Regions from separate parts of the Homo sapiens genome. Here region 2 is linked to region 1. A link is an interaction called in ENCODE POLR2A ChIA-PET data of the cell type or tissue named here. Cell type or tissue: PC-9. All regions are shown on one strand. Links, peaks and the distances in the headings refer to the core of each region. The heading gives the core; the rest is flanking DNA. Region 1 holds the start of LOC124902239 (a long non-coding RNA gene). Region 2 overlaps CT70 (cancer/testis associated transcript 70).

Region 1 (11,134 bases), core at 378-8,377:
CAGCCTTCTCCAGAACGTCCTTTCACCAGCCAGCTCTTGAGACAGTCATATGTCATGTGTGCAAGACACTTCTATTTCTGCAGCCCGGCGAGGGCCAGCTAACTCGGTTAGTGACAATTTAATCAAAGTTCCAGGGCAAGCACAGAGACACAGAGTCTAAGTCTTGCCCTCCAAAACTTACAAGCAAACTCCTTCTTTAGAATAACCAAAACAAACCCTCTCGCTGGCTGCCTCACTAAATTAAGAGAAGAAAGGGGAATAAGATCACAAGTTTAAATCCACTTACTTGTGATTCTGAAAAACAAAAACTTAAGGGTGTTTTTCTTTAAATATTGACTACATGAACTCTATTATATGAGGTCTGAGAGGATCCTACAAAAGGATCTGTATTATTCCAATATTATCAAGATTCTGAGTGTTCCTTATAGAAAAAACTACTGTTATTAAGATTTTCACAAATCAAACATTCTGTGTGCCAAAGAACAAAGTGGGAAAAATGGAACAAAAGTGGGAATAATTCCCAAAAATGGAATTATTGGGTTTCATTTTTGGTAGCCTCCTTCTGTCAACTGTAGTTTTGAAAAATTCACACAATCCAATCCCCCAAGCAACAACGCGCTAAGTGTTTACATCAGGTGAGAGCTGGTGTTGGTCACATATGCTATGAACTAGAATTGGACAATGTCCCAAAACGGAGTGCCATCTGGGGTCAGAGTGCCATGCCCTTCTCTGCAGACTCCAGGGACATATCCACTCTGCTTAATGGAAGCCACTGGAACCAAGTGTCAGACAGCCCTCTATTTGCTCCACAGAGAAGAAAGCCATGCTCTGATCATGTGAAATGTGACTGGAATTGTAAACTGAAAAATGGCACTAATTCCACTAAATTTGCAAATCCTGCAACAAGACTGACAACTTAATAAACAATACTTGACCAAAGGCTTTCTTTCTCGTGAACTCAAGGTTTTCACTATAATTAACACAATCATTAAAGTAAAAAAAAAATAAAAATAAAAACCCTGCCTTGATTCACAGTTAATTTTAAGCAGCCAACATCAACATCGGGTTTCAGGCTTTTGCATAAAGAAACAGCCTTTAGGAAACCCTCAACATTCAGGATTTTGTTCTGATTCAAACTTACAAAGAACAATTTTTAGTTGAGAGAAACAAAAAATTCCAGTTGAAAGACGCCTTAAGATTCAAATTGGACCAACAGACAGGAGAAATAAATGAGGCCAGTCCAATATTTAACATTTCAGTGTCCATTTTAAGCTGAAAGGAACAGACATCTACAGACACAATTTCTTCTTTCTCTCCTATAAAGGGCACTGTAATAGTTATCCTAAATTCTGGTATAGTATGAAGAAGCCTGGATTAAAGAGGCAAGAGACTAAGATTTTAATTTGCAGTTAATGGCAGCTGGAGAATAAATTTAGCACGCCATTCTACCACTGTGGGTAATGGAACAGAAAACAAGTCCTTTTTTTTGTTTCTTGACACAGAGTTTCGCTCTGTCACCCAGGCTGGAGGGCAGTGGCACGATCTGGGCTCACTGCAACTTCAGCCTCCTGGGTTCAAGCAATTCTCCTGCCTCCACCTCCCAAAGTGCTGTGATTACAGGTGTGAGCCACCGTGCCCAGCCAGAAAATATGTCTTTTTGATGAAGAAGCTGAAGTGGATGACCTTCTGAGTCTAAGAAAACTGTTTGGGACTTGGGTATTCAGTAGCCATGGAATATACATCCCAAAGAGCAGAAGAAACCGTAACACTAGACCCCAACATCAAAAATATGTTGCTATTTTCTCCCACATTGCTGGTAGGGGTGCAAACTGGGACACTTTGGCAACTTACATTAAAATGCTATGAGAGAACAGGGGAAGCATTCCTTAAAAGTTCTAGGAAAGGTGTTATGGAGGAGGTAGCATGAGAAATTCAGCCAAGTGGGAAAAGCACAAACCTGGGAGTCAGAGAGACAAGAGTTTGAATCCCTGGCTCTGCCATTAGCCAAATATGGAACCATGAACAAGTTATTTAACTTCTCCTCGGCTCAGGTGCATCATCTGAAATATGGGGCTAATATAATAATAGGCAAGCTCAGTATTTCCCCAAATGTGGGAGAGTTACACAGGATGAATTTAAGTGATATTCAGAGGATTTTAGGAGATGAACAAGCACAGTATTAAACATTGAACCACATCATGAGAAAATATGGTTCTTTTCAGCACTTCTTCAGCCTATATATAACATTCTTAGTACATTAAGGAGTAAGCGGCCGGGTGCGGCGGCTCACACCTGTGATTCTAGCACTTTGGGAGGCCGAGGTGGGTGGATCACCTGAGGTCAGGAGTTGGAGACCAGCCTGGCCAACATGACGAACCCCATCTCTGCTAAAAATACAAAAATTAGCCGGGTGTGGTGGCATGCACCTGTAATCCCAGCTACTAGGGAGGCTGAGGCAGGAGAATCGCTTGAACCCAGGAGGAAGAGGTTGCAGTGAGCCGAGGTGGTGCCACTGCACTCCAGCCTGGGCAACAGAGCAAGACTCGTCTCAAAAAAAAAAAGGAGTAAGCTTTTGTTTAGTCTTCTTTTTGACACCTCTTTAATGCTTGCTAATTCCCTTTTCAACAAAGTAAGAGAAGTCTCATTGTCAGCTGGGGCCTTTGGGAACCAATAGTTTATCTTATACATAGACTGTGAGAAAAATAATTTGTCTTCATCCTAATTATTTTTAAAATTACCTTTCATTTATGATAACTCATATTGGTTTTCCAATTACAGGTCAAATATAAAGTTATTTTAAAATATATTGATGATTACAAAAATTTGAGTCAACTTGAGTGGGCTGAAATGCTACCTATCTCAGAGTTCCAGTGAAAATTAAATGAGATCATATATAAGAAGAACTAGCCCATGCTGTGTTCCATCACCCACGGTCTGGTTGATGGGTAAAATTTCAGTAGGTGAGGAATATGAGCAGAAGATCAAGTGTGAACCAAGGCAAATACATGAGATGGACATGAGATTCCAGAACAATGAGGAGCCAAACAATGCCAGGAAGGGGTTCTTAAAGTAGAAGATGAAAACCTGTAGAGAGAGACTCATTTAACAGGTACCAAACCATACTATATGTTAATCAGTCTGGTGAGAAAACCAGCTATAGTTCCTTCGAGCATGTGTCTTATAATCCAGGACAAAACTATCAAAGTGGGTCACAGTCTTATTTCAAAGAGCCTTGAATGCCAAGCAGAAAGAGATCATTAATGGTGGCAGATTCTTAAAAGTCTTTTGACCTCTGTCCAGCACCTAGTACTTTCCACAGTACATGGTGTTTAACAAACATTTGCTGAACAAATAAATTTGTTTAATAGCACTATAGGTGTATTAGTGCATTTAATTTTCAAATATAAATATGTATTGTTGTTGTTAATATCATATCTTCTTCTTCCTTCTCTCTCACAGTACCAGACAACAGCCTAACCCCAACTAAGGTAAACTCTGCCACCAAACATGCCTGGGAATGGAGAAGGGTCTGCAGGTCAGTGTAAGCTCATCAGTCTGGGCCTTCACTTTCTCCCTGCCTTTCCAAGGAAAGCTGCTGCTTGCATCAGTGTTGCCTTTATGTCAAAGTGTATCACCTAAATACCAGATCCAACAGATTTCAAGCCACCACCCTCCAAAGACTTGCTTCTTCAAGAAAACAAGCGTGGTTTGACTCTTGTGAAAAACAATTACTCCCAACCTGGCATCCTACAAGAATTTTGCAAAGCAAGGGTGAACAGGGATATGACAACCAAACATCTTCCTAGCAGCTCCTTCCCCCTCCCTGCTCCTGGCCAGAAACCTCTTCTTCCTTTTACTCCTTCTTCTTTCCACTTCTAATTTGTTATGATCTCTCAAACAACAAATTTGGTACAGTGCTTTAGAAAGCTTTGTGTCTTACCGACCTACCCCCAGTGAGGGTCTTCTGAGATACTTCAAACTATCCTCATGAGGTATAGTCCAATTCTCCTCCTAGGATGGGTACTAGCATGCTATTCTTGAAGGATGAATGAGCCTGAAGAGTTGGTTATGGTTTCCTTTCATCACCTATTGGCTTAACAGGAGTCCATTATAAGAAGTAAAACTTAGGCCGGGCACTGTGGCTCACATCTGTAATCCCAGCACTCTGGGAAGCCAAGGTGGGCAGATCACAAGGTCAGGAGTTAAAGACCAGCCTAGCCACCATAGTAAAACCCCGTCTCTATTAAAAAAATACAAAAATTAGCCGGACATGGTGGCATACGCCTGTAGTCCCAGCTACTCAGGAGGTTGAGGCAGGAGAACTGCTTGAATCTGGGAGGCGGAAGTTGCAGTGAGCCGAGATTGCGCCACTGCACTCCAGCCTGGGCAACATAACGAGACTCCATCTCAAAAAAAAAAGCAAAACCTACACCCAAAATGATGTCCGAGATGGAGAGTCCAATTTTATTTTAGAGAGATTTTCCAAATGGTGAGTCAGAAGCAAGAACAGTATCTCACTAAATCATGTTTACTCAACTGAAACTTATTGAATTAAACCAACTCCTCCTTCCTTTGCATTTCAGATGAGAACCCCTTCTGGTTCTATGATTCAAATCTTCATTCACTCAAAGCAGGTAAATAGGAAATTTCAACAGCTTCCTCTCCTCCCTCTCATTCCTTTCTTCTGTCATCGATCTGATCAGGAATGCTCTGAGGCATTCCCTGGTTATTTTTTCTTTACCTCTCAAAATCCACATGGTATGTTACACTAATGCCCAGCATGTTCCTCAGATCTCTAGATGGCTCTAATTAAAGGACCACCCCTTCTTCTGAATACAGACCTGGGGTTAGAGGACATAAGAGCTTGAAGGGCTCTTTAAAAGTCAAGTAGTATCATTTTACAGACCAACAACCTAAAAAACAGAAAAGTAAAATGACTTGTCCAAGGTCACATGGCTTAATGGATTTGTGGGCATTCATGAACACCCTGTAATTACACATAAAATTTGGATTATATGAGCCCATGTGTATTTTTTCTGAAGAGAAAATCCGTATCTTTCTTCAAAGAAGTCAACAATCTCTTCCCCAAAATATAGTAACCACTGACAATTATATGCATATTTGAAAAAAAGTTTAACTAAAATTTAATGTTCCAAGTCTGAATAGTAATATGAATTGGTGATCTAGAATAAGAGTGGAACCTAATTTAATAACTGTCATTGTTATCATCTTTTTTTCTTTTCATGTCTGGGATATCAATGCAAGTAACATGGGATAAAGACAATTTGATGTGGAAGTAAACTATAAAGCAAGATTTTTGTTTTGTTTTGTTTTGTTTTTTTGAGATGGAGTCTCGCTCTGTGCAGTGGCACCATCTCGGCTCACTGCAATCTCTGCCTCCTGGGTTCAAGCGATTCTTCTGCCTAAGCCTCCTGAGTAGCTGGGATTACAGGCTTGCACCACCACGCCCAGCTAATTTTTGTATTTTTAGTAGAGACGGGGTTTCACCATGCTGGTCAGGCTGGTCTCGAACTCCTGACCTCATGATCCGCCCACCTTGGCCTCCCAAAGTGCTGGAATTATAGGCAGAAGCCATCGCGCCCGGCCTAAAGCAAGCTTTTAAAATCACTGAAAACACTCGTATGAATAAATTTCACTATAGGCCAAGCATTATATTATACGGTTCACATTATACACAAACACAAATACCTATTTTACAGATGATGAAACTGAGGCAAAGAGTGATCAGCAACTTGCCTAATGTCAGATATCCATTAGTAATAACCAGAATTCCAATCTACATTAATTTGACTCTGATATCCATGTTCTTTTTCACCAATATTTGCATCTATACTCCAAGATGTCCTAATACTAATATTCTATTTACTTATTTAGAAGAACTAAATCAACTCTCTAAGGTAGCTTCAAGGAAGTCTTTCATAAATGGTTCAACTACTAAAAAGTTCTTCCTGGGAAATATCATAAACTAAATACCAGCTATCACAAAATATCTGGACTTTAAGACTAACCAGATAAAATGTTTTGACTTCCAAATGCTTCTTGGAAGTTGGATTTGGCAGAGAAAACACCGGGGAATTTTAAACAAACACCCCCCAAGAAAAGACTTTATAGAAGAATAGATCCAATGCATATGAAGTTACTGTTTTTTAAAAAAGTGTTTAAATCTCTAAATTACTTAGTGAGTCATGTCACTCTTATTAACAAAAATAAATTAATATACAACTCAAAGTACTTGAATATGGAATGCCACAGACTAGAGCATTTTCTTAAATCACAGCTGCCTCAGAAACGGAAATGAAACTGAGCGAAACTGAAATGTTTGTTCTACAAAAAGTAACCTGGCCTAAATAACTTAAGTATGCACTAAAATTTCTCAGTCTAACATAAACCTAGCCTTAACTACAGTTGTTTCTCATATAACTCTATTTCTAATGCTTTTCTGTGATTACCCTGTTATCTTAAGTAGTCTTTTAGAAGACAGGAAGCAAACATGAGCTTCCCATTCTCCTTGTTGGACTTATTCAAGTCAGCATTTATTAAATTTTTTCCATATTAAGTGGGATGAATTAAGGCCAGGGGAGAATGAATCAAAGACCTTCCTCTAGAGAAGCATACACTCAAGAGGAAGACAAATAAATGTTAACTGTAATTAAAAAACAGAATTAAATACATGATACAAAGAGTGCTGTAATCCAAGTCTAATGGAAGTAAAGAGAAGGGGATCTTACTTTCAACTTAGTGATGGGAAGGAGTGGATCCAGAAGAGCTTCATGAGGAGGGAAGCATTTAAATCGGGTCTTAAAGGAGGTTTGCAAAAGCTAAAGGGTTTTGTACCAACTTTGTTTTCAACATGGGAAAGACAGGATTTCAAACTTTATTTTGTTTTAGGAACCAAATCCAGTGCTCCTCCATTGTTGGAATAAATGCTCTTTGCCTGAATGCTATTTGTGGTCTTCGTAGAATGGAGAGTAACTGAAGGCCCCACCGGAAATCAATTTTATGTAAGCTTTTCATTCTCTGGCCTCAAGTATTTCTAAAATGTACCTTTCTATGCAGGCTACTTATTCAGGCAACTATTTTCAGGTGAAGATACTCAAATGAAAATAGAGAATCCCTTTTGGCCTTTTGCTAATATTTCATTTGTCAAAACTTTGATAGTCTGACAAAGTCTTTACCATGAGATTGGTAAACTCACGGAAGCCAAACTGTCTGGGATGCGACTTCAGCTCCACTACTTACGAACTCCATAATAATGTACCTAGCCTGCCTATACCTCAGTTTCCCATCTATAAAGACAATAAAAGCACCTATTTCACTCATGAGAATGAACTGAGTTATTACACGGAAAACTTAAAAACATATCCAACATACCATAAATCAACAGTAAATGTAACTATTTTTACCAAGAGGTGTCTTCAAAGAGTTTATTTCTAATTCATTACACCAATTAATAAGAAAGGCACTTTCTCATCCTATTTCACTTTTACAAGGCAGACATTTTTTTTCAAGACGGAGTCTCACTCTGTCGCCCAGGTTGGAGTAAAGTGGCACGATCTCGACTCAGTGCAACCTCCGCCTCCCAGGTTCAAGCAATTCTTCTACTTCAGCCTCCCAATCCCAGTAGCTGGGATTACAAGCACCCACCACCACGCCCAGCTAATTTTTGTATTGTTAGTAGAGACGGGGTTTCACCATATTTGCCAGGCTGGTCTTGAACTCCTGACCTCAAGTGATCCTCCTGCTTTGGCCTCCCAAAGTGCTGGGAATACAACAATGAGCCAGTGCACCCAGCCAACAAGGCAGACTTTGAAACTGTGTTTATCTTCCAAAAATACGTATATCTTAAGAAAAAACTAAATTTGATTTCTAAACAGTAACAGCAGTAACAGAGAAATAGCTTATTTCAAAAGGTCCACAACTTCATCAAGGACAGGACAAGCAAGAATCATATTGTATTATAACAAATTTTTACAATTCACCAAAGTTAGGTTTTACAACTAAACTAACAGTTCACTTCTCTTTTTCCTTTGTTTCTTAGGCCCTTACAGCCTAATACTCTATCATTCCATTTTCTATAGATCACATAGGAAAACATTTTGAGATCACACAGCTATTCGCAAACATCTGACTGAAGCAATAGTATAGTTTTCATTATGAACCAAGTAAAAAATTGAGTTGAGTAAATTTTATTCTATTCTTTCCAGGATGTTGCAATCCCTACGCAACCAAGGTTTCAAGTTAAAGAGAATTTGGCTGACCCACTCACAGCAACAAGGAAAATATGATACAGGCTGTAGATTCTGATAAGGATTATAGCAGATGAATGTAGAGAATGTGGTGATCATCCTTGAAAAGCTCCCTGGTTGCAGCAGCTGAAATGTTAGTGCTGGAGTTAAAGAACTCTGGCTGGGTTCAAGTCTTAGCTCTGCCTCTTGCAAGGTATATAGCCAGAGAAAAATTAGCTTCTCATTTACTTAATCTTGTAAACTAGGGACAATAAATGGTTTTGTTGTGAAAATTCAATTAGCATTTGATGACCTGCACAGTGGCTTATGCCTGTAATCCCAGCACTTTGGGAGGCTGATGTGGGAGGATCACTTGAGCCCAGGAGTTCAAGACCAGTCTGAGCAAGATAGTGAGACCTTGTCTTTACAAAAAATTGTAAAAATTTAGCCAGGAGCAGTGGTGCGTGCCTGTGGCCCCAGCTCCTTAAGAGGCTGATGTATGAGGATCACGTGAGCGCAGGAGGCTGAGGTTGCAGTGAGCCTTGTCTGTGCAGCTGCACTCCACCCTGTGCAACAGAGCAAGACCCTATCTCAAAATAAATACAATGAATAAACACGTGAAAAACATTTCAAACAGTACTTGCCACACAGTGCTATATAAGTGTCTATTCAACACTGCAATAACTTTGGCCATTCATGGTTGTATCCACATGCAGATACGAAGATGGTTGCATTTTTTGGAGTAGGCCTTCTCTCAGCATAAACAAAACAAGTGTTCAGAATGATCTTTTAACATTTGATGCTAGAGTAAATGACCATAACAACTACTATAATGGTATTATTTATTTAATATCTGGATACTTAAAAAAATGTATTTGAGGCCAGGTGTGGTGGCTCATGCCTGTAATCCCAGCACTTTGGGAGGCTGAGGCTGGCAGATCACTTGAGGTCAGGAGCTTGAGACCAGCCTGGCCAACATGGTGAAACCCTGTCCCTACTAAAAACACAAAAACTAGCCGGGTGTGGTGGCACGCACCTGTAATCCCAGCTACTCAGGAGGTTGAGGCAGGAGAATCACCTGAACCTGAGAGGCGGAAGTTGCAGTGAGCCAAGATCATTCTACTGCGCTCCAGCCTAGGCAAAAGAGCAAGACTCCATCTCAGAAAAAAAAAAAAAAGAAAAAGTATTTGGTTTTAAAAGTATTTTAGAAATGCAAAAACCACATGCATTTTGATATTTTCTAGACATCTAGATATCTTCATAATTAGAAGAGTCTATCTAAGGTAATGTTCACTTATTCTAGCAGCTAAAAATGAAAACAGTGAAGACCTTAATTTGTAGCCACTACATATATAGCTTAAGTATCCCGGCTTACGGGAGAGAAGATCCCTTTAAAAAAAAAATTTAAATGGAAAAATATCCCAACCAACTCCTCTCCAAAAAGGTAAGTACTACAGAAGATAATAAAAAGCTAAGTCACTGAACTTCTTCAGTTTCATTCATTTTTTTATGTTTACAATGGGACTTCCTTGAGCAGAAGGAACCAATCCTTGAAAACAATCAATTCCTGATCACTCTTTTCCAATCCTGCACTAATGCACTGTCTCACACAAACCGAAAATATGTTCTAAGTCAAAATGTGTCCAGGGGTCGGGCGCGGTGCCTCACGCCTGTAATCCCAGCACTTTGGGAGGCCGAGGCGGGTGGATCAAGAGGTCAGGAAATCGAGACCATCCTGGCCAACATGGTGAAACTCTGTCTCTACTGAAAATGCAAAAACTAGCCAGGCATGGTGGCGTGCGCCTATAGTCCCAGCTACTCAGGAGGCTGAGGCAGGAGAATCTCTTGAACCCAGGAGGTGGAGGTTGCAGTGAGCCATATCGTGCCACTGCACTCCAGCCTGGGAAACAGAGCGAGACTGCATCTCAAAAAAAAAAAAAATGTGCCCAGGGTCCATTATAGGCCTGCACTCGTAGAAATACGAGGGTTGAGATTTCAAATGCTCATCTGCAGGGGAGACAACATATCACACGTGTCCAGGTTACAGTCAGATATGTCATTCTGGAACACTATGCGGGTGCTCAAATACAGACTCCTAAATTGCTCTGACAACAGTAGCAATTCTAGTCCCTTAAATGGCTTGTAGTCATCGTGAAGGCTGAAGACCCACTTCCCCGGTCCTTCTGATTGTAAACCAATGTTTTCCTAAAATTCCCTAGCATTAATTATTTTAATGGTTTGTGGAATTATTTAATGGTTTGTGGAAGCACTTGGGAAACAGGCTGACAATGGAAACTTTGTATTTGAAAAATATTGTAATATCTGTAGAGGTTCTACTCAGGAATACTTTCCATGCTTCCATACTTTCTCTGATTTAGGAGAAAGTTTCTCAAGAGAATGATACTCTCAACAGAAACGGAAAGTTTCTCAACAGAAAGCCTCCATTATTTTTGTGGTAGGTATGAGAAGAATAGGTTGAAATAAAAGGGGAGATGAAAACTTAAGGACTTTAAGTTTTGTTTGAAAAGAAGATCATAATTTAAGTCTGGGTTCTAAACTACGGCCGTTAAAAAAAAAAGAAAAAAAAATCAAGAAAATTCCACTCTTTAACTTGGGGGAAATTTTTGTGAGGTTCTCTTCGTGGGAAGCAGGGATTCGGCCATGGAGGGCAAGTGACTTGCTGATTTCAGTACCCAGAAGGTTTTTTTAAATATGAAATTTGTCCACTATGAGATGAATGTGTATATACTACCCATTCTCTTCTTGAAGTGTCAATGAAAAGTCGGATTTTAAAAGCTAATGGTATCAGTGCTGCAAAGGCAGGCCAATTACTGCCAGTGCCAGACAACTTTTTTCTTTGTTTATTTTTAATCTTATTTCTTTGCTTC
Region 2 (12,676 bases), core at 2,089-10,088, 59 kb after region 1:
TCCACACCCTGCACTCAGTTGTTTACCTGCTCCTCTGAGTGGTCATTATACCTTGACATTCCATTCTTTCAGCTGAAGGGCTCTAAAACCTCGCACCATTTGGCCACCCTCTGTCTCTGGTACATCTCTACTCTTCTTATTCCAGCCATATTGGTACAACCTGCCTCAGATACTCTTCCTCCTGCCTCTCTATAATTACCTGAAAAGCTCCTTCGTCCTGTAATACTCCCTCTGTTGTGTTCTCTACAGAAGCTTTCTCTGACCCCAGAAAGAGTTTATTGCCCTTCACCCTCTATCTTGAGACTTTGCAATTTTTTTTAACATACCTATCACAGCACTGAACACACTACTTTACATAGAAATGTTCTGTTTATACACCTATCATCTGAGCTAGACTGTGGGTTCCTTTACCACAGAGACCTTTCTTCTCACCACTCTTGAGCTTGGGACTTAATAGATACTCATTAAATGTTGAATAAATGAATTAATGAATATTATTGTTTGTCTACATGTGTGTTCCTCCTACTTTTTTATGAAGTCTTTGAGGCTAGGAATAATGGCTTACTTATATCTTATTCCTGATAGCTAACTTAGTGCCTGGTATATAGTAGGCACCCAATAAATATTTTCATTGGATATACATGGATGAATGAATAAAGTCTTTTGTTAGTATCTCCAACCTGATATATCCTTTCCCTCCTTTGAAACCTCAAGCGCCTGGTGTTTCTCCTGTGGTACTTTCTTTAGCTTGGACTTCTCTCATTGTCTAATCCCCGCCAGTTGATGGTCAGCTCTTTGAGGCGGGAGCTGGGCCTTACTTCCCTTGGTGTCCCCTGAGAGTCTGTCACAGCGTGGGGCATATAGCGGGTGCTCCAAGTTGAACTGTTCTGAGAAAAATGAAAGTATCTGTGATTCAGAGCCACCATTCCAGCAATGAGAGTCCCAACAGCTATACATATTGAATCTCTTAATAACACCACTTTGCTTCATGCACAATTAATGTTGCCAAACTCTGGGTGATACAGGCAGGCAAAGTTGAAAAGACCACATCATTATTATTATTATTATTTGAGACAGAGTTTCACTCTTGTTGCTGAGGCTGGAGTGCAATGGCACAATTTCAGCTGCAACTTCTGCCTCCCATGTTCAAGTGATTCTTCTGCCTCAGCCTCCCGAGTAGCTGGGACCAAAGGCACATGCCACCACACCCAGCTAATTTTTTGTAGTTTTAGTAGAGACAAGGTTTCACCATGTTGGCCAGGCTGGTCTTGAACACCTAACCTCGGGTGATCCACCCACCTTGGCCTCCCAAAGTGCTAAGATTACAGACATGAACCACCGTGCCCAGCCATGAAAAGACCACATTATTTCATATTTGTTTTAGCTGTAATGCTCTGTACTCGTTGGTGCTCAGTCAATATAATTTTCAAATAAATAAGGACATGAGGCCATCTAAGTATGGATGAGCCCCAGAGTCCAAAAGCATAGCAGAAAGATGAAAATCACATCAGCCCCTGAGGAGAAATGAGAAAGTAGCCCCGTGCATTCCCCTTCAGGGTAGTGGCTTTAAAAGAATTGAAAAACTTGTTTTTCTCCATAAAAGTCTTGAGTGCAAACATGTAGTTGAAAACTATACACTTTGAACTTCAAAACGTTAAGGTTCCTGTAATCTGGCCATAGCTAAATAGAGAAGAGCAATCCTCAAGATTAGAATCTCTCAGTTGTGGGGAATTCTCATGTTGGCTTTTTGCCTGGGCAGTCATTCACTCTACTCCCTTCCTCTTTTTCCTCTTTCCTTCCTTTTTGTTTTTCTTTTATTCTGCCTATCTTTATTGAGTGTTAACTCTAAGCTAGGAACTCACTCTTCTAATTGCTTTATACTCATAATGTCTCACGAACCTCATGACAACTCTGTGATGTGGGTATTAGTATCTTCACATAAGGTATGACAAAACTGAGGCTCAGATTTAAGAACTTGCCTAGGGCCCCACAGCCAGTAAGTGCTGGGATCATATTTGAATCCAGGCTTCAAGTTCCAAAGTTTGTATCTTGTTACTTAATTCCTACATTATAAGTCCCCACTACACAGATCAGTGGTTCTTCTCTCACATACCTTACAGACAGCTGGGAAGACAGACAAGTGGGTCAGACGTTAGCAAAGAGTAACTCTGGAACACAGAGAAGGTCATCTATGTCGGGGGCTGGGGGCGGGGAGGAGGATAGGCCATGGCTTCCCAGGAAAAGGGTCACTCAAATTGAGATCTGAAGGGTAAATGGGGGTTTGGTCGATCCAGACAGGAGCATCATCTGGACAGAGGTACAGCAAGTACAAAAACCCTGGGGAGTGGGATGCAGCCCAAAACATTCAAGGAACTGTGTTTCTTTGAGTAAAAATCTTAGTCGTTCTGTTTTCAAATCATTATTATTTTTTTTATAGCTCACAGTGGCTGTCTGTGCTTTTGTCCAAAAGTGCTGAAGTGTAAGGGTAAGTGGTCATCGAAATGAATTAAGGTTTTCATGTCGGTTTCAAATGCTTTTGAGATGACCAGTGCACTCTGATATCCAAATAACATAGCAAAGTGGTCAATGCCACGTGCCCTGCTGTTCCACCAAACTCAGAGAGCTGGGAAAGGGTGCTAGGATCCTTTAGGGACACAAAAATCCAAAATCCAGAAGGCAAAGGAATTATCATTTATCACTTGCACAGGATATGTAAGTAAATCATTTTATTCTCGTGATATCAGTCATGAAATTTGAACTCAATTAAAAAAGAAATGATTCCAGGAGTCTCCTCAAACACTCAAATTATATTAAGATCTAAGGTAGTAGGTCCATGAGGATCCATTATACTATTCTCTGAATTTTTTTTTTTCTTTTTTTAGACGGAGTCTCGCTCTATCACCCAGGCTGGAGTGCAGTGGCGAGCTCTCCGATCACTGCAACCTCTGCCTCCTGGGTTCAAGTGATTCTCCTGCCTCAGCCTCCCAAGCAGCTGGGATTACAGGCGATCGTGACCACGCCTAGCTAATCTTTGTATTTTCAGTAGAGAGGGGGTTTCAGCATGTTGGCCAGGCTGGTCTTGAACTCCTGACCTCTGGTGATCCACCGCCTCGGGCTCCCAAAGTGCTGGGATTATTGGCCTAAGCCACCATGCCTGGCCGCTCCCTAATTGTGTATAAATTTTTCGTAATAGTTTTCTTTTTAATTTTTAATAGACTGTTTTGGGCTGGGAGTGGTGGCTCATGCCTGTAATCCCAGCACTTTGGGAGGCTGAAGCGGGCAGATCAGCTGAGGTCAAGACCAGCCTGGCCAACATGGTGAAACCCCATCTCTACTAAAAAAATACAAAAATTATCCAGGCTTGGTGGCACCCACCTGTAATCCCAGCTACTCAGGAGGCTGAGGCAGGAGAATCATTTGAACCTGGGAGGCGGAGGTTGCATTGGGCCGAGATTACGTCACTGCACTCCAGCCTGGGAAACAAGAGTGAAACTCCACCTCAAAAAAAAAAAAAAAAGACATTTTTAGGGAAGTTTTAGGTTCACAGCAAAATTGAGCAGAAAGTACAGTGAGTTCCAATATGCTCCCTGGCCCTACACATGCACAGCCTCCTCCACTAGCAACATCTAGTATTGCAGTAGTTTTGTAAACAATATAATCTTTCAATCAGATACAGATTACAGGTGCTCTATTTATTTAATGAACGTACAGTGAGAATCTCGTCATTTGCCTGGCATTTTGCTAGATTTTAGGGCTACATCAGTGAGCAAAACAAACATGATCCCTGCCCATAATGTTGTTTATAGTCTGGAGGAGAGAGAGCCATTAAAAGACAATTTCACGTGGCTCACGCCTGTAATCCCAACACTTTGGAAGGCCGAGGTGGGCAGATCACGAGGTCAGGAGATGGAGACCATCCTAGAGAACACGGTGAAACCCTGTCTCTACTAAAAATACAAAGAAATTAGCTGGGCTTGGTAGCAGGCACCTGTAGTCCCCGCTACTTGGGAGGCTGAGGCAGGAGAATGGCATGAACCCAGGAGGCGGAGCTTGCAGTGAGCCAAGATCGTGCCACTGCACTCCAGCCTGGGCAACAGAACGAGACTCCTTCTCAAAAAAAAAAAAAAAAAAGATAATTTCACAAAAAAACTAGTTATAAACTATGATGAGGGAAAGCAAAAGATGCTCAAAGGTGTATGATAGGATTACTGCCTTAGTATAGGTGGTCAGGAGAGGCTTTGCCAAAGAAAATCAGCAGGTAAACTGGGATCTGAAAGATAAATAGGAATTAACTAGGCAAAGATGGCAGGGGAAAGTGTTTTAGGCAAATGCAATAGCACATGCAAAGACGTAAGGCGAGAAGGAGCCTGACATATTTTAGGATCAAAGTTGAGCAGAAAATGACAGAGAGATGAGGCTGGAGAGCCAAGCGGCAGCCAGAACAATTGGGTGCTACAGGCTATGTCCAAGTGTTGTCTTTGTTTTTACCCAGAGTGATAGGAAATAGCGATGGGTCTTATGCAGAAAGTGACACAAATCGATTTTGTTTTAAAACAATGGCCCCCCAGAAATGATGGTATTATAATACAGTGGTAATAGTAGGAAGGCAGAAAAATGGGGCGATGCCAAAATAGTTTATGAGGTAGAAGCAACAAGACTTGGCATTTGCTCCTCTTCATAAACACAGGAGAGTGTTGGGTTTCTAGGCTTGCAAAATTGAATAGATTGTGGTGTATGTACTGGGATAGGAGCAAGGGCGATGGGAGGATAAGGAATTTGCGAGGGCTTTATAGCTATTTTTTTTTTTCTATTTCAAATAATAACCACTCTGTGCTAGGCACCATGGTAGGTAATTCACATTCAGTATCATAGACGCCCTCTTATCTGATGCAATAGGAACTGGCGGCAGGTTGATTCCCATACAACCATGGCTCAACAGGCTTTAAAAAATTCCATTTACTGCCCTCTGTTATAATTTCTAGTGCACATTGTTTATTACCTAGGTACCACCCATTGGCATATGGATTTATGAAGCTCAAAGTATTGTTTCCAAGTCCTATGCCACTTCTTTTTTCATGTGACTCACTAGGTAACTCCTATACCATTTTTCCTCTCTCTGAACTATACCTACTCCATGGTAACAGGTTTAACAGGTTTATCTAGGCATCTTTCCCCTCCCATTTCATGGTCAGTTAAAGTCCTCTTTATCAGGTCTGGTGATCACTGGACAAGCATGTTCTCAAACTCTTCATGGTAGAAGTTCATCTTCTTTGATCCATTATCCCAAATCCTCCATCCCATTACAGTTCCATTTTTCTCTGGCCTTGCTTACCTTCCTAAGGCACTGCAGTAATTTGCCCACTGTTACAGAAATCAGTCCCCAAATTCTCACTTTCCATTTCAAAGCCCTTATCAGAATAGACTATTGCATTATTTCCATCTTTATTCTAGACTGCCTCTCTATGTCTCTGAGGCCCTTCTGTTATTGATTCTCCTTAGCAGCAACCAAGAGCATACAGGATGTTTTCATGTATGTTGTCCCATTTAATCCTTACAACTCTCTTTAGTCCCTTTCCTCATGCCTGGCATATAATAGTCATCTAAATATTTGTTGAATTAATGAATGAACTGGGCCAGGTGCAATGTATTCTCAGCACTTTGGGAGGCCAAGGCAGGGGAGGATTGTTTGAACTCAGGCATTTGAGAACAGCCTGGGCAACATAGCTAGACCTGATGTCTACTAAGCATTTTTTGAAAGTTAGCCAGGCATGGTGGTGCACACCTATAGTGCCAGTTACTTGAGAGGCTGAGGAAGGAAGTGCACTTGAGCGTGGCGGGTCAAAGCTGTAGTGAGCTGTGATTGTGCCACTGCACTCCAGCCTGGATGACAGAGTGAGACCCTGTCTCAAAAAAACAAAAAAACCAAACCAAAACAAAACAAAACAAAAAACAACTCTGTGTTGCTGGAAAAGCAAAGAATTTTTTGTTTGAAGAGAGATCAGGCTCTAATTTCCATTTTAATAGTTTTAACATTTGTTTTCATAAATAACAGCCCATCTATAAACCGTTAATACTAATTTTTAACTATTTATTTATCATAGTATAGTTGATTCTGTATGAATGACTGTACTATTAAGTATGAACTTCATACTCCTAAGTGAATTATTGTTTAAATTACAGGCAAGACTATACACTACTAGACAGTAACAATTTAAAATTAAAAAATAAAATAGTTGGCCAGGCGTGGTGGCTCACGCCTGTAATCCCAGCACTTTGGGAGGCTGAGGCAGGTGGTTCACGAGGTCAGGAGTTCGAGACCAGCCTAGCCAAGATGATGAGACCCCATCTCTACTGAAAATACAAAAATTACCTAGGCCCAGTGGCGGGCGCCTGTAATCCCAGCCACTCGGGAGGCTGAGGCAGGAGAATCGCTTGAATCTGGGAGGCGGAGGTTGCAGTGAGCCGAGATCGCGCCACTGCATTTTAGCCTGGGTGACAGAGCAAGGCTCCATCTCAAAAAAATAAAATAAAAATAAAAAATAAAATATAATTTATTTCATGGTATCGCCAAAACACACATTTAGAATTTTAACTTTGACTGTACATTGAACATAGCTAGATGACTATTTTTATAATACTTTAATGCCTCTTCCAGGGTTGCATCAGACAGCATGTTTTTGCCTAGATAGTGCCATATTATTGTTTTGTGCATCTGGTTAGTACTTTATATTTACAAAATGCATGCCAATCATATTATTAGTATTTCAACAAAGCCCTACTGTGAGTTAGCTCAGCATTCCTGAAGACAAGCATAAAAAGAAGTATGCAGTTATCAAGAGGATGCTGACAGGGTTCAAGTGAAATATCGATGAACAATAATTCACTTTATTCAAAACAGAAGTTTCTCTAGATACATTTCAGCAGAACTGTCAAAACCTCTTTCTGTATCATTTGAATTTCCAGCCTTAGAAATGAACCCTAATTTTCAAAGAAATAAATGATTATTTTATTGGATCTTACTTTCAATGTTACGGCTTATGTTACTACTTAAAACTTACACACACAAAGGTCTAAGTTTATGAAGGCAATGTTTAAATCATTATTTCACATATGATAACTCACTTGCATTCTTAGCCAGAGAAACTTTTTGAAAGTCAGATTAAAGTAAAAATTAGATGATCTTGTGGGAGAGAATCAGAATCATTCAACTTAATGGATTTGGGAGGGCCGCAAATTGCCTGGAATTTGCCAGCTTAAAGATGAAATTTTAGTTAATTAGCCCAAAACACTTACCTATCATTACCTACATACAGACCAGCATAGTCCAAGAACCTGATCTAACTCAAGAGACGGCCCCAGTCCATAAAGGACTCAAAGAAAGAGAGGAGCAAACACAAATGAATGAAGTGAAATTATTTGTATCAGTTAGGGATTGTATTTGGCTGCCCAAACTTCCCCACACCTCAATCTTGGACTTCCATGAACTGTGAGTCGTTTATGCCACTCAGTCTGTGGTATTTTATTACAGCAGCCCTAACAAACCGATACACCCTGTTGATTTGCTTTGACAGGCCACTCCACATGTGGCCTCAGTTTCATGATTCAAGGTGGAGGCTCTACCTCCAGCCTCTCATCCTTGTTTCAGACAAAAAGAAGCAGAAACACGCTAAGAAGGAAGGGGACGACAACACAGACATCAGAAAAACAAGACTTTCTGGTGACTTCCCAGCAGACTTTCTCGTAGCTTCAGTGGCAAACCTGAGTCACAGAGTCTTCCACCCCACTCCCACTCCTGCCCAGCACTGTGGGAAATGGGGAGTAATGTTTCTTTTTTAAAAAATAAAAACTAGGCATATTGCCATCCCAAACAAAACTAAAGCTCTGCTAACAATGAAGAAAGGACAAATAAATATTAGGTAGGCAACCAGCAATGTCTACCATACTAGTTGTTTGAAATGTGAAGATAAAGACACATGAATGCATTGGTGCAAGAAAGAACATGTGGATTGGTGATTAGACCAATTAGAGGAAGAAGAGCTGGGCTAGAAGCAAAGGACCCAGACCCCACAATCCTGGCTTCAGGTTCTGCTTCTTCTATTTTCTTGCAGGTTGATTTGAGAAATACGCTTCACGTTTTTCAGCTGCTGTTTACTGTCCTGGAAAATAAGGATCATAAGGCTTTTCCTGTGTCCTCTCTCAAGGTTGTTATAAAATTTCAAAGTCGATAAAAATACAAAATTAGTTGGGCAGGGTGGCACATGCCTGTAATCCCAGCTACTTGGGAGGCTGAGGCAGAAGAATCACTTGAACCGAGGAGGCAGAGGTTGCAGTGAGCCAAGATCGCGCCACTGCACTTGAGCCTGGGTGACAGAGCACGACTCTGTCTCAAAAAAAAAAAATAGATTTCAAAGTCGAATAACGTATATAAAGTGCCTTGTATAATTGTGATGCAAGCATAAGCTGCAGGTGGAGTATATTTTAAATGTTCCCAAGTGTGCACAAGGAGCTACATTCAAGAATGTTAATTCCAGCATTATCTTTAATAGCCAAAGTTTGGTTTAAAAAAAAAAAAACCAAATGTCCATCAACAGAACAATAGATACATTTTTGTTAATTCATGTAGTGTGGCATAGCTTACAACACTTAAAATAAGTAAAATTTGACAAAGCTAGGTGGTAGGTACTAAGGTATTTGTTATGCTACTCTGTTTTTTTTTCTGTATGATTGAAACAGTTCCTAATTTTATAAATTAGCCAAAAAGAAAAAAAAAAAGCTTTGGGCAGTGTTTCTCAATATTTGGTCCACAAACCACCTGCATCAAAATCACTCCAGATAAATGCAGATTGCTGGACCCCTGCTAGGCCTAGGACCAGAGAAACTCTAGTCTGTATTTCAAACAAAACTACCAGGTGATTCCTAGAGGACAATTGAGGCAGGGATTGGGAGGAGAAAAGAGTTTCGTAGAAAATGATAAAACCTGGGGCTGAGGGAAGAACTCAGGTAGAGGCTGGGGGAGTGCTGAAATGTCATACCCCTCAGAGGCTAGGGTGGAACGCTTGAGCTGGCTCTGCTGGACAGAGACATGGAGGGGAGTTCATTAGTGAGCAGCATCTATTAGTTAGGATTAAACTGTGAGACATGGAGAACCCCAAATATCAGCGGTTTAAGTGGAAAAGCCTCGTATTTCCCTCTCGTGTGAAAGAAGTCTGGAGAAGCCAGGTGTGCTCCACACTACTGCTCTGCTTGCCTCACCCGCCTCTTGGCCTTAGATGACTGTTGAGCTTCAGTCACCATGACCCCATTGCAACCAACAGGAAGGAAGAAAAGGAGAGAAAAATGGCCTATTCCCTCCCTTTAAGGAAACTTTCCAAAAGTATCACAAACTCTTTCTGCTTATATCTAGAGTGTAGTCACATGGCCATTCCTAGCTGGACGGAAGACGAGGACACTTTGTGTTTTATTCCGGATGGCCAAGTGCCTACCTAAAAATGGGGGTAGAGGAGGCTTTATCACCATTGAGAAAGAGACAGAATCAGGAGAAGGTTAGTGGCTTCTGTCACACAAGTCCAGACGGTTAAGAGCCTATGACAGTCTCTTTGAAAAGATCCAGTAAAAGGCTGTGAAGATTACAGGATCTGAGAGATGCTGGTCAGGTGATTTCTGGTGTAGCAGTTAAGCTAGATGCTCGCTTCTCAAGTGTAATTCATTGGCCAGCAGCATGGACATCACCTGGAAGCTGGCTAGAACTGCAAAATCAGGCTCAACCCCAGCCCTGCTAAATCAGAAGCTGGATTTTAACAAGATCCCAAGTATGGGGCTAGAAGATCTCAGAAAAGAGAAAAGTTAGAAACTGGGGAGATTGGTAGCACAGACTAGAGACGTGGGAGTCTTGTAGGTAAAGTGATGGTTGGGCTTCTGTGTGCCAGTTGGCTCCTTAAGGAAGTGAATGTGAGACAGGAAAATAGGGAGTTAGGGTAACCAAGGGTTAAGATATTTGTTATGTTACAAATGGCAAAAGAACAGCAGGTGCAGCCAGTTCTAGGCAAGATTAGGCAGCATACAGGCCACATCCTCACTCTTGCGATAACAAGATAGAAGTTTCCACTTTAGCCTCGGATTGACCACAGGCCAAGTCTCCACTTCAGCCTCTGATTGGCCACAGGCCAGGTCTTCATAGGGTGTAACCAGTTGGAGGCCTCTAAAGGGTACCTAGGGGTGTTACCAAATTCTTTTAGTTTAATAAAAACTCTAAAGAACATGGCAACCCTGCCGTGCTTGGTGGCTCATGCCTGTAATCCCAGCTCCTTGGGAGGCTGAGGTGGGCGGATCACTTGAGGCCAGGAGTTGGAGACCAGCCTGGCCAACATGGTGAAACCCCATCTCTACCAACAACAACAACAATAAAAAAACAGAAATTAGCCTGGTGTGGTGGTGCACACCTGTGATCCCAGCTACTCGAGAGGCTGAGGCAGGAGAATCACTTAAACTGGGAGGCGGATGTTGCAGTGAGCTGAGATCACACCACTGCACTCCATCCTGGATGACAGAGTGAGACTCCATCTCAAGTAGAAGAACATTGTAGTTGGGGCTCTAGAGCCGCTTGCTGGAGCCTGCTCCCACTCTGTGGAGTATGAACTTTCACTTCAATAAATCTGCACTTTCATTGTTTCTGTCTTCTCTCATTGCTTCATTCTTTTGTTGCTTTGTGCATTTTGTTCAATTCTTTGTTCAATGTGCCAAGAACCTAGACAACTCACAGTCAAGACTTTCCATCCTGTAACAAATGCAGAGGTGGCCAGAAAGCTGAGTGCTTCAACTCAGGGATGAGAGTGGAAGAAATTGCCAGAAAATAATTAGGAACAAGCGAAAGAAAAGCACTTGGAAAGAAAGCAGTCTTGAAAACAAACTTTAAAAGAGTATCAGTGAAATACAGATCCAATTACCCTGCCCTGTGGACCAGGCAGTCCTTAATCCTCACAACAACCTTGAGTGGTAGGATCTATGATTCCCATTTCACGTGATGAAACCGAGCTTCAGAGATGATGGCTTGCCAAGATCACACACTAAATACTGACATAGCTCACTATAACATCTTGTAGAGATCTGACTAGTTTACAAAGCATGATTAAATGCATTATCTAATTTAAGCCTCACAATTACTTTGTAAAGTAAACAGAAAGTGGCTGTTAATTTTGCAAGTAAAGAATTCCAGGACTTTTGATTCTCAGTCCAGTGTTGTTTTGTTTTTCTCTCATTTTTCTTCCCTTATTTCTTGACACATTGATGATAATGAAGAATAGATGTGAGTACAGGATTCCTCAAACCTGAATTTAACTGTGTTTGTGAGGGTCCAGCTCAGGGACAGACATTCAGTAAACCCTCCAATGATAACTGATATTGTTGTTTTTCTTATAATTACAACTATTGGCTTTGTTCAATAAAGCAATATTTATAAAAGTAATTTATTAGAATGAGAAGTACAGAAACCAAAAATGGAGGGGAAATTTGAATGAAGATACGATGTCAGAAATGAGGGAAGGAACTCTAAATAATACTTCGGAGCCTGAACTTTGGAGTTAGACAAGTTGAGTTCACATGCCAGCCCTGCTGCTTATCAGAATGGGGAGTTTGGGCAAAGTGGCTAACAGCCCATCGCCTCCACTTCCTCATCTTCAAGGCTGCCACTTCACGAGATATTATTATGAAGATTGAAAGAGATAAAGTACATAAGATGCTAGCCCAATGCTCAGAATAAATATTTAATAATTACAGCTATTATTAAATCCTGGTTATGGATGGAAGAGTGGACTTGGTAAAAGTCCAAGCCGCAGCAGGTTTGAGAATAAAATAACCTACATTGACTGCTTTGAGTGTTTATCAGTTTGTAGACTTCATTTATATCAACTTTAAAAAGGATAATCTCTCTTCCTCAGGCCCACTGTTTTTACACTCTGATTATAATTAACTTGCCTCTTAATGACACTGCATTCATGACTGATGTTTCCCAGTTGTAGGTTTTTTAATTCCTATATTTCTCATAAACGTATTTGGTAACTGAATCTAGCAAATGAGTACAAAACAAAGAGTCATAGCCCTTTACCTTTAATGTCTATGAAGTGAAAGAGATCAAAGGGGAAACTCTGAACTTACTGTCTCATTTATGAGAAGCTTTGGAACAATTTATGAAGGCGACAGATGTTCTGCTTCCTAGAACCTTTTTGTTCCATCCCCAAATCTATATTTTCCTTTAGTATATTGATTTCTTGTTACAGAGCAGGAATAGCTATTAAATATCTTTATTTGGAAGCTTGGGGGTGCCAGAATGTGAGAGGAAAAATGCATCAGTAGCTAAGGGACAGTTGATGGGGTGGGTGCAGGAGGGCCCAAGAGAAGGTAATCTGTGTCTGGGAAATTATTTACAATTTGAAAGGCACAGAGACTTGCCAGAGGAAGAAAAGAGGGAGCAAATGAGAGAAGCATCCAATCACGCTGAGCCCTTTGATGGATGAGGAAGATACTTTAAAAGATGAGAAAGCACTTTCCCTATCAGCCAGATGGCTCATCTAATCTCTCTTTGTAGCTAGCAGCAGAGGGGAAAGATCCAGTGTAAAAAATTATGGAATATCTGTTGGGAATAAGCTGATGCAAACCAATCACAAATCGAAGTGTTTTTCTT

What was found. Peaks named below come from ENCODE experiments on the same cell type or tissue, not always from the same donor. Only the 100,000 strongest peaks of a DNase experiment are listed, where the experiment ranks them.
Region 2: POLR2A ChIA-PET joins it to region 1 with 9 read pairs; 20 of 35 experiments call an interaction of 5 or more read pairs at or near these places.

Annotation. Positions count from the first base shown.
Region 1 is chr9:104,915,203-104,926,336 of GRCh38, forward strand. The region is part of intron 1 of ABCA1 (ATP binding cassette subfamily A member 1); the gene reads right to left. It overlaps LOC124902239 (a long non-coding RNA gene), which reads left to right and starts at 2,499. Exons shown (of 3, transcript XR_007061706.1): 1 at 2,499-3,535; 2 at 4,584-4,634; 3 at 6,910-7,340. RefSeq lists a silencer at 8,826-8,875. In PC-9, for the core only: no CTCF peak of the experiment used is centred there; no DNase peak of the experiment used is centred there; H3K4me3 peaks cover 272 bases; H3K27ac peaks cover 422 bases.
Region 2 is chr9:104,972,675-104,985,350 of GRCh38, forward strand. It overlaps CT70 (cancer/testis associated transcript 70), which reads right to left. Exons shown (of 4, transcript NR_184160.1): 4 at 647-882. Among named protein-coding and RNA genes, the nearest start is that of CT70, 13 kb to the right of the region's middle. In PC-9, for the core only: no CTCF peak of the experiment used is centred there; DNase peaks (open chromatin) are centred at 3,717 and 5,097; H3K27ac peaks cover 1,885 bases.